Regions from separate parts of the Homo sapiens genome. Here regions 2 and 3 are each linked to region 1. Evidence: read pairs that join two places in POLR2A ChIA-PET (ENCODE). Cell type or tissue: PC-9. All regions are shown on one strand. Links, peaks and the distances in the headings refer to the core of each region. The heading gives the core; the rest is flanking DNA.

The links. Peaks named below come from ENCODE experiments on the same cell type or tissue, not always from the same donor. Only the 100,000 strongest peaks of a DNase experiment are listed, where the experiment ranks them.
Region 2: POLR2A ChIA-PET joins it to region 1 with 27 read pairs; 3 of 35 experiments call an interaction of 5 or more read pairs at or near these places.
Region 3: POLR2A ChIA-PET joins it to region 1 with 12 read pairs; 2 of 35 experiments call an interaction of 5 or more read pairs at or near these places.

Annotation. Positions count from the first base shown.
Region 1 is chr4:153,200,776-153,206,582 of GRCh38, forward strand. TRIM2 (tripartite motif containing 2) reads left to right here and starts at 3,668. Exons shown (of 12, transcript NM_015271.5): 1 at 3,668-3,785. The coding sequence starts at 3,756. RefSeq lists an enhancer at 5,219-5,807. In PC-9, for the core only: no CTCF peak of the experiment used is centred there; DNase peaks (open chromatin) are centred at 3,646, 4,386 and 5,206; H3K4me3 peaks cover 2,366 bases; H3K27ac peaks cover 2,403 bases.
Region 2 is chr4:153,291,455-153,297,261 of GRCh38, forward strand. TRIM2 (tripartite motif containing 2) reads left to right here. Exons shown (of 12, transcript NM_015271.5): 4 at 1,528-1,679; 5 at 2,851-3,031; 6 at 3,859-4,582. Among named protein-coding and RNA genes, the nearest start is that of MND1, 50 kb to the right of the region's middle. In PC-9, for the core only: no CTCF peak of the experiment used is centred there; a DNase peak (open chromatin) is centred at 3,387; H3K27ac peaks cover 3,429 bases.
Region 3 is chr4:153,327,752-153,333,558 of GRCh38, forward strand. TRIM2 (tripartite motif containing 2) reads left to right here. Exons shown (of 12, transcript NM_015271.5): 11 at 779-919. Among named protein-coding and RNA genes, the nearest start is that of MND1, 14 kb to the right of the region's middle. In PC-9, for the core only: no CTCF peak of the experiment used is centred there; no DNase peak of the experiment used is centred there.

The DNA.
Region 1 (5,807 bases), core at 551-5,550:
CACCTCATTGTGGTTTTTTTTCTTTTTTTTTTTCCTTATTATTGTTATTATTTTTTAATAGAGACCGGGTCTCACCATGTTCCCCAGGCTAATCTCTAACTCCTGGGCTCAAGTGATCCTCCTGCCTTAGCCTCCCAAATTCCTGGGATTACAGGTATGAGCCACCACGCCTGGTCTCATTTGGTTTTTTGGGTTTTTTTTCTTCTGAGACATAGTCTTGCTCCGTTGCCCAGGCTGGAGTGCAGTGGCATGATGTCAGCTCACTGCAACCTCCACCTCCTGGGTTCAAGCAATTCTCCTTCCTCAACCTACCGAGTAGCTGGGATTACAGGCATGCACCACCACGCCTGGCTAATTTTTGTATTTTTAGTAGAGACAGAATTTTGCCATGTTGGCCAGACTGGTCTCGAACTTTTGACCTCAGATGATCCACCCAACTCGGCCTCCCAAAGTGCTGGGATTACAGGCGTGAGCCACCGTGCCCAGCCTCATTGTGTTTTTGATTTGCACTTCCCTAATGACTAATGTTGAGCATCTTTTCATGTGTTTGTTGGACATTTATGTATTATTCTTAGAGAAATATCTATTTAAGACCTTTGCCCATCTTTAGGTTGGGTTGTTTGTCTTTTTATTGTTGAATTGCAGGAGTTTTAAAAATATATCCTGGATACTAGAACCTTATCAGATATATTATTTGCAAATATTTTCTCCCATTCTATAGGTTGTCTTTTCACTTTCTTGATAATGTCTTTTGAAGCACAAAAGGTTTTAATTTTGGTTATGTGCTGTGGTTTCTGAGCACTAGGGAGGCCCAAGCAGGAAGATAGCTTGAGGATGGGAGGTAAAAGCTGCAGTGAGCTATGAAGCTATGATCTGGCCACTGCACTCCAGCCTGGGTGACAGAGTAGGACTTTGTCTCTAAAGAAAGAAAAAAAGAAAGAAAAAATTTAAAATTTTAACGAAGTCCAATTTATCGATTTTTTTCTTTTGGCTGCTCATGGTGTCCTGAAGCTTTTTAAAATGACAGGATCCTAACACTTGTGAAGGCTATGTCACGGGCGTGTCCTCAACCTTGGAAAAATAAACTTTCTAGGTTAATTGAGAGCTGTCTCAGATTTTCTGGGTTCACACACCTTAGAAGAAAACTAGATTATTTCAGGAAGGTAACCTGTACCTTAAAGTCAAAATTGTGAAAGTATGGATGTAACAGCTCTTTTGAAATAATTAGAAGGATACAAGGGCCAGAAGGAGCCTCATACATCATTTAGAAAAGGTTCTGGAGGAATTTTACTTTAATACAAATTAAACACCAGTGGCAGAATCATAAACATTTTCAAACTAATATAGATTAGAAAGGATGGCATTTGGGGATTATTATTTTTATAATCAGAAGGGCTTGAGAAAAAGTTTGCGGAAAATAAATACGTTTCAACATTTTTCTCTGATAATTCATTTTGACAACTACTGTGTTCATTTTGATAACTACTATATCACTTTATAAATGATGAAACTATTTCAAATGTAATGACTGTACTTTTCACAGTTTGTATGCCTATAATTTATGCAATGCCACACAATCAACCAAACAACTCTTAACTTTATTTTTACTTCAGTGTATTATTTAGAAATGATATAAGGAGGCCAGCCGCGTTGGCTCGTGCCTGTAATCCCAGCACTTTGGGAGGCCAAGGCGGGCAGATCACGAGGTCAGGAGATCCAGCCATCCTGGCTGAAACCCAACTCTACTAAAAAATAAATAAATAAATAAATAAAATTAGCCGGGCATGGCGGCATGCGCCTGTAGTCCCAGCTACTCGGGAGTCTGAGGCAGGAGAATGGCCTGAACCCGAGAGGCGGAGCTTGCAGTGAGCCGAGATCACGCCACTGCACTCCAGCCTGGGTGACAGAGCGAGACTCTGTCTCAAAAAAAAAAAAAAAAAGAAATCATATAAGGAAAAAAAGCCCTACAGTTTACTTTCTGGTTCTTGGTTATTATCAAAGGGCATTGGAAGGTTAAGCTGCTGTAATAGCTTTAAAAGGGGAATTTAAGGCCGGGCGCGGTGGCTCACACCTGTAATCCCAGCACTTTGGGAGGCCGAGGTGGGCAGATCACGAGGTCAAGAGACTGAGACCAGCCTGGCCAACATGATGAAACCCTGTCTCTACTAAAAATACAAAAATTAGCTGGTCGTGGTGGTGCGCATCTGTAGTCCCAGCTACTCAGGAGCCTGAGGCACAAGAATCACTTGAACCTGGGAGGTGGAGGTTGCAGTGAGCCAAGATTGTGCCACTGCACTCAAGCCTGGTGACAGAGCGAGACTCCATCTCAAAAAAAAAAAAAAAAAAAAAAAAGTGGAATTTAGTTAAGTTTGGGAGACAGAAAGAAGCCACGGCTCTCCTGCCTTCTTCCAAATATACTGAACTTCTGATATGTTTGATCAAATGAAATGCTCATGGTCTGGCATGATTATAGGTGCAAGCCTGTAATCCCAGCTACTAGGGAGGCTGAGGCAGGAGGATGACCTGAGCCCAGGAGTTTGAGGCTACAGTGCACAATGATTGTGCCTGTGAATAGCCACTGCACTCCACCTTGGGTGATATAGTGAGACCCACATCTCTACACACACACACACACACACACACACACACACACACACGAAGAAGAACATAAACACATCAAATGTGAGCCATTTTGCTGACTTGGGCATACAATAAATCCATATCTCTGGGTTCTAAAGATGTACCAATCTTGCAGTGAGCTGAGATCACACTACTGCACTCCAGCCTGGTCAACACAGCAAGACTCTGTCTCAAAAAAAAAAAAAAAAATAGTAGACCAGGCGCAGTGGCACACTCCTGTAATCCCAGCACTTTGGGAGGCCAAGGCGGGCGGATCACTTGAAGCCAGGAGTTCAAGACCCACCTGGCCAACATGGCGAAACCCCGTCTCTACTAAAAATACAAAAATTCACCAGGTGTGGTGGTGCATTCCTGTAATTCCAGCTACTCAGGAGGCTGAGGCAGGAGAATCACTTGAACCCAGGAGGCTACGGTTGCAGTGAGCCAAGATTGTGCCACTGCACTCCGGCCTGGGCAACAGAGCGAGACTCCATCTCAATAAATAAATAAATAAATAAATAAATAAAATAAAGATGTGCCAATCAAACAAGTGTTTGCTCTGTAGATGAGGTGAGTGCTCCTGATCAGATAGTATATTCAATAAAATAAGCATGTCATCAAACTAACTTTCTTGGCCTTTGTTCTTTGGTTGAAAAACTCCCGTTGACCTCATGAATACCACATTTATTAACCCCGGAAGACAACAGATAGCTAATGCAACATAAATATCTGTGGCTTTAAAAATACATATTATTATGTGTGCAGTCTACAAACACTTTCCTGAAATTGGTCTTCTGTGGGCAGTGATTTAAACTTTTCAACTTGGACGCTTTTCCTACTGGGGGCTGTAAAGATGATAACTCAGCCCTTACTCTTCAGTGTTTCTCATTCCCGTCTCCCCTACTTCGGAATGAAACACAATATCTTAAGCAAACAGAGCCCAAAGAGGCTGATCATTGGCTCTCATTGTCCCCTGATACTGTAGCCCCGCCCCTTTGGCTTGTGCTGACTAGCTGTTTATATTTTAGTAAGGGCCACCCTTTAACTCGGCAGCTTGATGACTATAATGGGCCCAGTTGTCTGCGGGCTGCGGGGAGCTAAGTCCCCAGATTGGAGGAGGCTGGCTCTGGTCTTCGATGCACAGGAGTGGCCGTTATGGAACGCAGGTAAGGACGCTTCTCAATGTGGGATAATTCTTTTTCTGGGCCAGCTGGTTAATCCGGGGCTGGGAGAAACAAGTTGTGATTGGGTTGCTACTTTTTCCTGGTTTTAATTTTTTCCCTGCAGAAGAGGGAAGGAAAAGACTGGGATTTGCTGACAAAGCTCACAGTGAGCTCTGTTAATCCAGGCAGGAAGGGAGTAAGGAAGCAAAAAATCGAGGGAGAGACACAGCTGGATTTGACACCAAAGCAACATGAATGTGGCAAAGCATAAGGCCAGTTCCAGTGATGTTGTGAGACTCAAATGCTGTTTTATTTCCTAACATAGGTAGTCACAGTCAGGAGCTTAGCTGGGCCTCTCCGGGGTTTCTGTAAGCCAGCTGCTAGCCGATGTAACTCAGTCGACCCCATTTGAAAGGACCTAATATCTGCTAGTATTTTCAAAGGGCAAACTGTAGTAGTCTTGCATGTTATAAATAGGTCTATTCAGAAATGTGGGAACAGTTTAGAGCAGACAGGAGACTGTAAAGTTTTACTGCCCCATAAAAGTGCTCAAAGGGTACTATGTCCCTCTGCCGTGCGACTGTGGAATGAAGAAATAGCCCCAGGTGAATAGAGCGTTTGTCCTTGACTACCCAAGTGAGAAGTCAGCAGAGCCTGGGGACGCCATGTGAGTCGGGGGTGAAGCCTGATGTGGGCTCAGCCAGCCACACCTCGGGGTGCTTGCTGGTTTCCGGGGTGTGAATGGGTGAGGGTGGAAAACCACTCAGGCACCGGTCTTTGGTGCCTGCTTTATCTCTTGGCTGGCCCATTCGGTGCTCAGTGAGGCACCTGTCGTAGCTCACGGGGTGCGCAAAGGGCAAGGAAAGGGTTGTGCTGTCATTGCGACCTGTAAGGTGGGGAGGGGGCTACAACATCTCGAGTCCTGGGAGTTGCTTTAGAAAGTCCTCCTCCTCCTGCTGAAAAAAAGAATCACCTACGGCAGCTTTGATCAGATAAGTTTCTGGTGAGCCCCGTGGTGTGGAGTCAGTGAACTTGCGGTTTGTGTTTGTTATCGACAGGAGCCTGATAAAATGAAAAGGTGAGGTTTAATTTTTACATAAAGCTAGAGGTGAACCATGGGACTTTAATACATTTAATGCTTTGAAAGTCTCCCCACCTCTCCAAATTCCCTCAACTTGTATCTATTATCTAGGTACACCTTGTTTAAAGCCACCATGCTGTTTGCGGATCCTGGAGGTATTAAGTCAGAATACAAAGGGTGTTTTTCAAATGAATTTGACGCCAAGCAACATGAATGCTTGAACCCATTGTATGAAAACAGGCAGTCTCTAAGTGAGGCCAGGTTCTCCTGGTGCGGTCCTAGAGCCCTGGAGAGGGATGAGTCACCCCACGAGGAGGTCCTGACAAGGAATGGAAATTCTGACTCTGCCAGTGAACTTTTGACTCTCCCAGGTGGGGTGGAGGCTCCAAAGGGAAAGGACAGGTGTGCATCATTCACCCTCCAGGCCCACCGCAGGCCTCACAAATCCCATTTGGTCAGGTCAATGCATTCTCACCTTCCCACCTAAGTAGGTGTCCCACAGTTTAACTCAATTCTGACACTAACTGCAGTGAGTGCAGACCCTGAGGTTTAAGGGCTCAGTCCTACCAGGCTGCCCCGACCTCAGAGGCCAGTTGCAGGCTGAAGGTTGTCACTTGTGCTTCTGACTAGCTGGCTATCCATGAGAAGTTCTCACGATCCTTCCTCAGGTAGATTACAAGCTGTGTAACTTTGTCTAACTTTGTGCTGTAAGTCAGAGATTGACTTCTTGGGGTCACTGTTTTGTTAGCATAGCTCACGGAACTCAGGGAGACACTTAATTCCATTTACCAGTTTATTATAAAGGGTATTACAAAGGATACAGTTGAATGAATACATACAGCCAGGTGAAGAGATGGCTAGGGAGGGTCTTGGAGCTTTCATGTCCTCTCCGGGCGCCACTCTCCCAGCGTCTCCATGTGTTCAGCTATCCAGAAGCCCTCCAG
Region 2 (5,807 bases), core at 455-5,454, 91 kb after region 1:
TATTTCATAAATTGGGTATAAATAAAAGTGATTTGGTGACTGCCTTCACTTTGTGAAAATCCATCAAGCTGCATTAAGATTTATGCCCTTTTCTGTATTGTGTTATATGTCAAGAAAAAGTTCCTCCTAAAAGTGCTTTGGGAATTGAAAACTGGAAGACATTATTTCCAGCTGAGAAAACAAGGTAATACCTCTGCAAGGAAGCTAATTTTCTGGCTTTATATTATATTGTTACTGAAAGTTCGTCATTGTCAGGGTCATATTTTTTTATTTTCAGGTAAGCAGATGATGTCATCATCATCATCATCATCATCCCCACAGCAGCTACTACATATTAAGAACTTATTATGTACCAAAGCCAGGTGCCATCTGAGTTCTTCGTGCATACTAACCTACTTATTCTTCATAGTAGCCCTGTGAAGTAGGTTACTGTTACTATCTCCATTTGACAGAGACAGAAGTTGTGACACAGTGAGGCTGAAAATTTGTCCAAGGTCATTCAGCTAAATAAGTGGTGAAGCCAGGAGACAAACTGCTCAGTCCAGACTTCTTATTTGGATAAGTCTCTTAGCCAAACAGTAGCAGTTCTCAAAGTGTGGTCCAGGAACCCTTGTGGGTCCCAAGACGTTTTCAAGCAGTCTTCAAGGTCAATACTATATTCATAATCATATGAAGACATTATTTGCTTTTTTCACTCTCGTTCTCTCAAGAGTGCACAGTGGAATTTTCCACAGGCTATGTGATGTATGCTATCACAATGGACTCAATGCAGAAGTGGATACAAGTCTCCAGCCATCTTCTGTTAAGCCAGACGCTGCAGATATTTACAAAAATGGAAAACAATACCATTTTTCCCACAAATTTTTTTGTTTTTCACAATATATTTATTTTCATAAATTACATTATTCACATTAACATTTAATGGGCTTATTACTGCTTTTAATAAATTAAATACTTTAAAATTTTTATCCGTTCTAATTTTTAAAAATTTGATTAAATACTAATTTTAAAATTTTTTGTAGAGACAGAGTCTCGCTATGTTTCCCAGGCTGGTCTTAACTCCTGGCCTCGAGTAATCCTCCAGCCTTGGCCTCCCAAAGTGCTGGGATTATAGGCATACGCCACTGCACCCAGCCTAGTTTCAATTTTTAATATAAGAAATATCTATAAATATAACCCACATACACGAAAGCTCTTTTGGAGTCCTCAATAATTTTTAAAGATTATAACGGGGTCCTGATATAAAAATGTTTGAGCACCACAGCCCTATACTGTACTGCCTTGGGGCAGTGGATACCCAAAAGCTGGTTTTATGGTTATAGAAGCAGCTTAGAAGTCAGCTCCATTTCTGAGACCTGTCACATAAAAATGTGTCCTTCCTTTTCTCCTGTGAAGCTGGACTTAATAATGCTGACATTCTGGGGTGGCTCTCATTTAATTATGAGAGACTGCAAGGCAAGTGCTTAGTGTAGAGTAAGCCCTCAACCCATGGCCCAGAACCAGGAACTTTTCTTGTGTCATCCACAGGTGATGGAATTTTACTGCCAGTCCTGTGAGACTGCCATGTGTCGGGAGTGCACGGAGGGGGAGCACGCAGAGCACCCCACAGTTCCACTCAAGGATGTGGTGGAACAGCACAAGGCCTCGCTCCAGGTCCAGCTGGATGCTGTCAACAAAAGGTGGGGGACCCCTCCCCAAACCCCCAACTGGCTGCCTGTACTTGAGGCCTGGCCTCATGGCCTCTTGTCTAGGTACAAGAGTAGGTTCATATTTCCCTTGAGATATCAGGCTTTGTGGGTAAATAAGTTCTTTTATCATGGATTTGTTGTCATAAACTAATGAGTGAGGAAGGTTGTCTTCTGCCTGTTGGTAGAACTCCAGCCTCCTTATGAGTGGCATTTTTGTTTTAGTACCTAAGTATGATTACATGAATTAAAGTACACTCAAATAAACTGCTCTCAGGAGAGTTCTGAAATTCATCCCTGAAACCAGGCTCTCTGAGGAGCCTTCCTTATCTGCTGTTCCTGACACACATACAGGCCATTTTGTTGGCTGTGATTGGCTCCTTTCTGTCTGAGCTCTGCAAAATGGTCTTGAGCAGTGATTGCTAATTTTCCTTGTTTTCCTGCTTCCAAGTTCCTTCTTTGGCACAGAAATGAAAGAACAGAGTAGCTGAGTGGTGCATGAAAAAGACCAAAGAGAGGAAATGAGAAGCCAGCAGAAAAGCAGACAAAATAAATCTCTCCACTGATAGCTGTAGTGAGAAAAGTGTGGTTGTTCTATAGTAATTCAAAGAACTTGGAAACTTACGAGAAGTTCTCAAGAAACTGGGTTTGGATAAATGTTTTATGTGGCTAGGGTAAAAGATACAGCTATCTAGAATAGTGGTTCTCAGCCATTCGGCAATGCCTGGAGACATTTTTGGTATCACAACTGTGTGTTTTGGCAGGGGGTTGGGGAGAGGGAGGCAGGGCGGGGAGAGCTATTGGTATCTGGTAGAGGACAGGCTGCTGTTAAACATCATACAATGCACCAGACGGCCCCTGCAACGAAGAATTAACCTGGCCAGAATGGCTTTTCAGAGAGCTTCAAGTCTATACACTTAATTAATTATTAAAATTGGACAATTGATGGTAGATTGAAATTGACAATTTTGATTGTCTCTGAAGAGACAAAATCTCTTCTCTCTAAGGCAGTAATTATGTCATATCTTATTCTGTTCTCTGGTTATTGTTTTTTTAAAGATGATGAAAGGCATAGAATTTTTTTAAACAAAATGTAGTGTTTAGATAGATTTTGGAATATTTCTGGGTTGAGGTTAAATAACGACCTTTAACAACTGTCCACCAGGCTCCCAGAAATAGATTCTGCTCTTCAGTTCATCTCTGAAATCATTCATCAGTTAACCAACCAAAAGGCCAGCATCGTGGATGACATTCATTCCACCTTTGATGAGCTCCAGAAGACTTTAAATGTGCGCAAGAGTGTGCTGCTTATGGAATTGGAGGTCAACTATGGCCTCAAACACAAAGTAAGACCAGAATCATTACAGATGTCCTGGAAGAGACATGATATCCAAGGGCACTAGCTTATTGTTTCCTAATAGCAACAAGGGGTCCTTAAGTGTCATCATTGTATAGTAAACTATAGTTTTCACTGAATGTAATATCCAGCTATTTTTTCCCCTATTTTCAGCAAAATTCGATGACTCTGTGACTTTAAGTACTAGTTTATAATTTGACAAGAGGCAAGGTTGAATATAATGTAATGCTTTTAGCATTTAGAGTTAAACTGGATTGTTTTCATTCCTCAGTTATAACATGAAATAGTTTCTTAATTGCTCTCTCACCCACACCAACCTGTTAGTCAGCTTCAAAATGAACCCTGACTGCAGCCTTTGTTTAACTCTGCATGTCTGTTCACAAAACAGGGATGAGAAACCTCTGATGTTCAGGTGTGGAGAGTTTTCATTTGTTTACTTCCTGTTCCTTTAGGTGGTGATGGACATGGGGACATGGGGAAAGATACTGAATAATGAATATTTCAGATGTCAGGCATAGCAATTAATTTGCTATGCTCTTGGTAGTGACCTTTCTGTTTTCCCCTCTCCAAAACACATGAGCCAAGAAATACATGTGTGGAAGAGAGGGCGAGGCGGAAGGGAAACCTCGAAAAGGTACTGGGAATGCAGTTTAGGACTTTGCGTTAGCACTGGGTTCCCTGGGTTGACAAACACCGCTTGCTCAGAGCCACCTGCGTGGGCAGGTGTAGAGTCTCCTTCTCGCCGGTGGAGGGCACTGCCCCGGGCTAGGCCCCGCCCTGTGGGACGAGCTCACCAGGCCTCCGGTTTTCCCGCAGGTCCTCCAGTCGCAGCTGGATACTCTGCTCCAGGGGCAGGAGAGCATTAAGAGCTGCAGCAACTTCACAGCGCAGGCCCTCAACCATGGCACGGAGACCGAGGTCCTACTGGTGAAGAAGCAGATGAGCGAGAAGCTGAACGAGCTGGCCGACCAGGACTTCCCCTTGCACCCGCGGGAGAACGACCAGCTGGATTTCATCGTGGAAACCGAGGGGCTGAAGAAGTCCATCCACAACCTCGGGACGATCTTAACCACCAACGCCGTTGCCTCAGAGACAGTGGCCACGGGCGAGGGGCTGCGGCAGACCATCATCGGGCAGCCCATGTCCGTCACCATCACCACCAAGGACAAAGACGGTGAGCTGTGCAAAACCGGCAACGCCTACCTCACCGCCGAACTGAGCACCCCCGACGGGAGCGTGGCAGACGGGGAGATCCTGGACAACAAGAACGGCACCTATGAGTTTTTGTACACTGTCCAGAAGGAAGGGGACTTTACCCTGTCTCTGAGACTCTATGACCAGCACATCCGAGGCAGCCCGTTTAAGCTGAAAGTGATCCGATCCGCTGATGTGTCTCCCACCACAGAAGGCGTGAAGAGGCGCGTTAAGTCCCCGGGGAGCGGCCACGTCAAGCAGAAAGCTGTGAAAAGACCCGCAAGCATGTACAGCACTGGAAAACGAAAAGAGAATCCCATCGAAGACGATTTGATCTTTCGAGTGGGTAAGGAGAGGGCTTCTGTGCCCGACGCCTGAGCTGGCACTGGTTAAGGGGTAACTGGGCACGTGTCATTGCAAATAGCAACACTGCAGCCCAGAACTCTACCTGCAGGTGTTAGGAGATGTACTGCTATAAAATTTGATATATTTTGTTAGTCGAGCTTATGCAGTCTCCTCCAGAGATGGTATTTCCTTCTCCTCCGCCTCTAGTCTCCTCCCTACTCCCTCCTTTCTCTTCTTCCTCTTCCTTAAGACACAAGTGCTGCATATTCATTGTAGGAAATTACAAGCTGAAAATAAGCAAAAAGAGAAATAGAAAAATCATAGCACCCGTAATCTGAAAATCTTGAAGGAAAAATTGGCAATCCTCCCCCTAACCCCCACCACCAACGCCCCTCTTCCCTGGGAGGGTCTTCTTGTGCCAGAGCTGAGGCTGTACGGTTGGCAGAGCATGTGATGCCTCCCTGTCACTGCATCGGCATTGCAGGAGGGAGGGGATGTGTGCATTGCAAGTTGCAACCACCTCCAGCTGTGTGTAGCTGGAGAGCAGCCCCAAGGAGAGGAGGAGGGGTGGAAACTTGGAGAAAGAATGGGGTTGAGGCGGGGTTGGGGTGGAAGCAAGAAGGTACCCGATGAGCCAAGAGAGTTAGGAATGCAAATAGCCCTTCCCTCCTCTGATTTATGGTCTCTCTCTTTTTAAACTTTCTATGTTCTCAGTAGAAAGCAACTAAATGTAAACAGCAAAGGGCTTGATGATTCTTAAGGGAGAAAAGTCTGCATTTTAGTTAGCTTCAAAAAGTAGCTCCAGCAGACTTCTTTTCCTCCCTCTTCCATTTAACAATGCAGTATCTCTGAAAGAGTGCTGCACTGTATATTAGCTGGCACATGTAGAAAAACAATTCTATGGTTCAGATAAATTTGGGAAACCTTAGGCTAAATGAAGGAAGTGGACTTTTTTAAATTGCAGAACTTCTTAAAACCTTTAGAATCTGCTGATGTACATTGTAGGTCTCTGAGGCAGGAGAGGGATAGATAACAGGCAGCACATCCAAACTTCCAACCATAGAACTTTTTCCCTGGAACGTCTTGGGAAATGAAGGCTCTGTGGAACGTTCTTGGGCAGAGCTGCTCAATGTTAATGCTTCAGGCTGAATCTTCGCAAAGACGGTGATATGATATGTAACTTGTCTGTTCAGAGCATGGAAGCCCTCATACATTCACGGCCAGAT
Region 3 (5,807 bases), core at 590-5,589, 130 kb after region 1:
TGACCATATCAGATGTTAGAGAATTTGCTTAAGAGTTCTGTTTAGCCCCCTACTTCTAACAGCTTCCCGTCTCTCTACTGAGAGATAAAAGAGTAATAGAAAATAGAGTAATAGAAACTACTTTTATATTCATCAAAGCCTTAGGATCATATAAACTCTCGAACTAAAATATCTTCTGAGGGTAAATAAAAAAGCCCTTCTCTTATTTCTCACCTGCTGCTACCACACATGTGCACACACACATGCAATGAATTTCTCCCATTCTAAGTATGGAGTCCAGCCTACTCTTTCTAGTTATGTTGATGTAGTAAAATGATAATAAATTCTGAGCATCTGGCATAACAAAAAACTCCTACTCTCTGATCCAACTTTTAATGGTCATCCATCCTGTTAGAAATATAAATATAATGCCCATTCTTGAAATTAGCAATTTCTTTAAAGGTGGGAAGAATAATATTATTGAAAATTATAGCACTTCTTACTCATACTTACTTGTACAGTATTTTATAACAAAGGTATCATTCACATAAGGATTTAATAACCAGATATAAGCCAAAAAAAGTGATGATTTAACAAATGATAAATCAGATTTATACAGTAATTTGGGGAACCACAATGATATGCAGTCTGTCTTGTAGATTTCATTTTCTTTTTTTAGAATGTCTTAAATGATAAGTCTTGTTATAAATAACCTGCTCAAATAGATATTTTTTTAATCCATCATGTTGGTTCAAGTATTTTGATGTAAAACAAAATAATTTAAAAATATTTCATACAGGTGTTTAATCAGGAAGGAGAATTCATGTTGAAGTTTGGCTCAAATGGAGAAGGAAATGGGCAGTTTAATGCTCCAACAGGTGTAGCAGTGGATTCAAATGGAAACATCATTGTGGCCGACTGGGGAAACAGCAGGATCCAGGTAGATCAATGTGCTAATGTATATGGTTAGAGTGTTTGGTATTTGTTAAAAGTGAAGAATTTGCTGTCCCCCAAACTGGAATGTTTTCTCTTTTCCATTGGTTAGGACATAGAACCATAGATACTCTCACCAGAAGGACCAAACTCAGCAAGATGGAGTAGAAAAAATGTTACCAGACTGAAACCCTCTAAATTGGGGTTTTAATATGGACCCCACAGACCCCCACAAAGGGTCTGAAGATAGAATTCAAGGGGGCCATTGAATAAAAATACTACATTATTATATTTATGAACCTCTGGCTGAAAATTATCATTTCCCTTAATCATGAATATAAGCAACAATCATAGTAATTTTAGTAATGCCTATGACTTTGTCACCAAGAAAAATCACAGAAATTTTCATATCATATTGTTGCAAAAATCTTGAATTGTCACTTATTCTCATCACTACTTCAAAATTACAGTAATTATTAGACCCATTACTATTTCTTATTATTTAATGTGCTAATTTTTAGAAGCACACACATATTGCTCTATCATAATTTAGTAATATTTCAATAGCTATATTTTAATATGGTTTTTTACAATCCCATGTGTTTTGTTTTATGAATTTTAAAACACTATTGTGCTAAATGACCCTTGAGTCAAAGAGGGAGTCTCAAGGAAAATTGTAAAATATATTGGACTGAATGAAAATGCAAATAGAACGTATCAAAATTTGTGGAATTTAGCAAAAACAATGCTGAGAGGGAAATTAATACGCTAAATGCTTCTATTAGAAAAGAGGAAACATTTTAAATCAATGGTCTAAGCTGCCATCTCAAGAAGCTAGAAAGAAAAGAGCAAACCCCAAACAAGCAGAAGGAAGCAAGGCCGAAATTAAAGGCTGGGCGCTGTGGCTCATGCCTTTAATCCCAGCACTTTGGGAGGCCAAGGCAGGCAGATCACTTGAGGTCAGGAGTTCGAGACAAGCTCGGCCAACACGGTGTAACCCCATCTCTACTAAAAATACAAAAAATTTGCCAGGTGTGGTGGCAGGCGCCTGCAAGCCCAGCTACTCAGGAGGCTGAAGCAGGAGAATCGCTTGAACCCAGGAGGAAGAGGCTTCAGTGAGCCAAGATCACATCATTGCACTCCAGCCTGGGCAACAGAAGGAGACTCTGTCTCAAAAAATTAAAAAAAAAAAAGAAATGAAATTCAAAACAGAAAAGCAATAGGGAAAATCCATGAAATAGCAAACTGGCTCTTTGAAAAGATAGTAAAACCAACAAAACCCTAGCAAGACTGACAAAGGAAATAAGAGAAAAGACACAAAATACTAATATTAATACATGTTCTGTAGACATCAAAAGGATAATAAGGGAATTCTGTGAACAACTCTACATACACAAGTTTGACAACTTAGATGAAATAGACAACTCCTCAAAAAATACCAACTCCACAACTCCCGTATGAAATAATTTGAATAGCCCTATAACTATTAAGAAAATTTAATTCATAATTTTAAAACACCAAAAAGAAATGTCTAGATGGAGATGATTTCACCATGGAATTCTTCCAAATGTTTAAAGAATTTAGTAACAATTGTATACAATTTCTTCCAGAAAATAGAAGATAAGAGAATACTTCCCAACTCATTTTCCAATCAGCTTTTGAAGCCCTGATACCAAAACCAGGCTAAGACAGTACAAAAAAGAAAGCTACAGACCATATTCCTCCTGTGTGTAAAAATTCTTAAAGATATATTAACAAATATAATTCAGCAATATGTAAAAATTGCTCCATGACCAAGTGGAGTTTATTCCAGGAATGCAAGACTGGTTTAGTATTAGAAAATCAGGGAGTCTCTGAGCTACTCTGGCTTGGGAGGCTGCCCTTTAAAAAATAAAAATAAAAATAAAGAAAATCAGTCAATGTAATAATCCACCATAGTAAAATTCTAAAGAAGAAAAACTATATGATCATATCAATTGACACTGAAAAATCATTTGACAAAATTTAATACCCATTCATGACAAAACTCTCAGAAAACTAAGACTCTCTCAACTTGATAAACAACATCTATGAAAACCATAGCTAACACCATACTTCATAGTAAAAGACTGAATGCATTCCCTATAGAGCAAGGATGTCTGCAAGGATGTCTCACCATTCTTGTTCAATATAATACTAGAAGTTCTAGCCAGCACAAAAGGTAGAAAGGAAATAAAAAGCTTACAAATTAGAGTGGAAGAAATTAACCACTCTCCCTGTTTGCAGATAACATGATGTTTACATAGAAAATCCCAAAGAATCTATAAAAACAGTTCCTAGAATAGGTGAGTTCAGCAAGATTGCAGAATATAAGATCAACATACAAAAATCAATTATGGTCAGGCACGGTGGCTCATGCATGTAACGCCAGCACTTTAGGAGGCCAAGGTGGGAAGATTGCTTGAGGCCAGGAGTTTGAGACTAGCCTGGGCAACACAGGACGACACTATCTCTACAAAAGAATACAAAGATTAGCCAGACATGGTGGCACATGTCTATAGGCTCAGCCACTCAGGAGGCTGAGGCATGAGGATTCCTTAAGTCTGGGAGTTGGAGATTGCAGTGAGCTATGATTGTGCTACTGCACTCCAGCCTGGGTGACAGAGCAAGACCCTGTCTCTTAAGAAAAAACAAAAAAAAATTATATTTTTATAAACTAGCAACTAACAGTGAAAACCAAAATTAAAAACACAATACCATTTAGAATCACTGAAAAAATATATACTTAGATATTATAACAAAACATATTCAATATTTGTATGCTGAAAACTATAAAATGCTGGCAAAAGAAATCAAAGAAGTTCTAAGTAAATGGAGAAACAACTGTGTTCATGGATTGCAAGACTCAACAATGATGTCAGTTGTCTTCAAATTAATATACAGGTTTAACACAAAATCTCAGCAGGATTTTTTGCAGATATAAATCTTATTTTAAAATTTATATGGCAAGGCAAAGGAAATAGCTAAAACAATTTTGAAAAAGAAGAATAAATTGAGAGGAATCACTCTACCCTTACAAACCCATAGAGTAAGCTATATGACTTACTATATAGTTACCATAATCAAGGCTATGTAATATGGTGGAGGAATAAACACATACATCAGTGGGACAGAATAGAGAATCTAGAAATTGCTCCCACAGTTGTACAGCCTATTGCATTTTGACAAAGGTACAAAAGCAATTCAATGGAGGAATGATGGCCTTTTCAACAAATGGGACTGGAACAACTAAGACCACCACAGAGGAAAAAAAGAATGAACATTAATTTGTACAAAAAGTTGACTCAAAATGGACTGTAGATTTAACTGTAAAATGTAAAACTATAACATTTTTAGAAGATAATGTTTGAGGAGATAAACTTTTAGAATAATTTAAGAGAAAATCTTTGGGACCTAGGGCTCCATGAAGAGTTTTTAGACATAATACCCAAACTATAATCCATAAAAGAAAAACAATTAACAAATTGGGTTTCATAAAAAATAAAAGGTTTTGCTCTGTGAAAGATCTCTTTAAGAGGATAAAAAGATAGGCAACAGACTGAGAGAAAATATTTACCAACTGAATTTCTGACAAAGGAATTATACCTAGAATATGTAAAGATTCTCAAGACTCAGCAGTAAAATAATTTAACAATCCAATTAGAATAATGAACAAAAGGCGGCTGGGTGCTGTGGCTCACATCTGTAATCCCAGCACTTTGGGAGGCCAAGGCGGGTGGATGACCTGAGGTCAGGAGTTTGAGACCAGCCTGGCCAACATGGCAAAACTGCGTCTCTACTAAAAATACAAAAATTAGCTGGGTGTGGTGGTGTGTGCCTGTAATCCCAGCTACTTGGGAGGCTGAGGCAGGAGAATCACTTGAACCCAGAAAGCGGAGGTTGCAGTGAGCCATGATCACACCATTGCACTCCAGCCTGGGTGACAAGAGTGAAATTTCGTCTCAAAAAAAAAAAAAGAAAAACGAGCAAAAGGCATAAAGAGAAATTTTACTGAAGAGGATGTATACATAAAAAGATGTGCAATATCACTAGACATTAAGGAAGTACAAATTAAGACCATGGTGAGATATTACTGCACACTTATAAGGATAGCTAAAATTAAAAATATTAATAATGCCAAATGCTGGAGAGCATGTAGAGAAACCAGATCTCTCATGCATTGCTGGTAAAAATGCAAAACTACACAGTCAGCCTTGAAAATAGTTTGGTATTTCTTTAAAAACTAAACATATACTTACCATACAACCCATAAATTATACTCCTGGCTGTCTGTCCCAGAGAAGTGAAAACTTACGTCCACACAAAAACCTGTACATTGTTGTTCATAGAAGATTTATTTGTAATAGCCCAAAACTGAAAATAACCCAGATGTCTTTCAATAGGTTCATGATTAAACAAACTGGTATGTCTATACTATGGAATATGACTTGGCATTAAAACGGAACAGACTAATGATACACTCAACAACTCTGATGCATCTCAAGGGCATGATGCTGAGTGAAAAAAAGCCATTTTCAGAAGGTTACATACTATATGATTCTATTTGTGTACCATTCTCAAAAAAATAACAAAATTATAGAGAAGGAAAACAGATTAGTGGTTGGCAAGGATTAGAGATGTGAGGAAAGGGGAGTAAGTAGCAAGAGGGAGATCTTTATGTTGATGGGATAATTCTGTACGTTGGTTGCAGTGGTAAATCTACACACATGATAAAATGACATAAAACTGTACACACACAACCCAAAGTCAATGTATTGGGTTTTGTGTGGTACCATAATTATAGAAGATGTGACCATTGGAGGAAACTGAGTGAAGAGTACACAGGACCTTTCTCTACTATCTTTGCCACTTCCTAT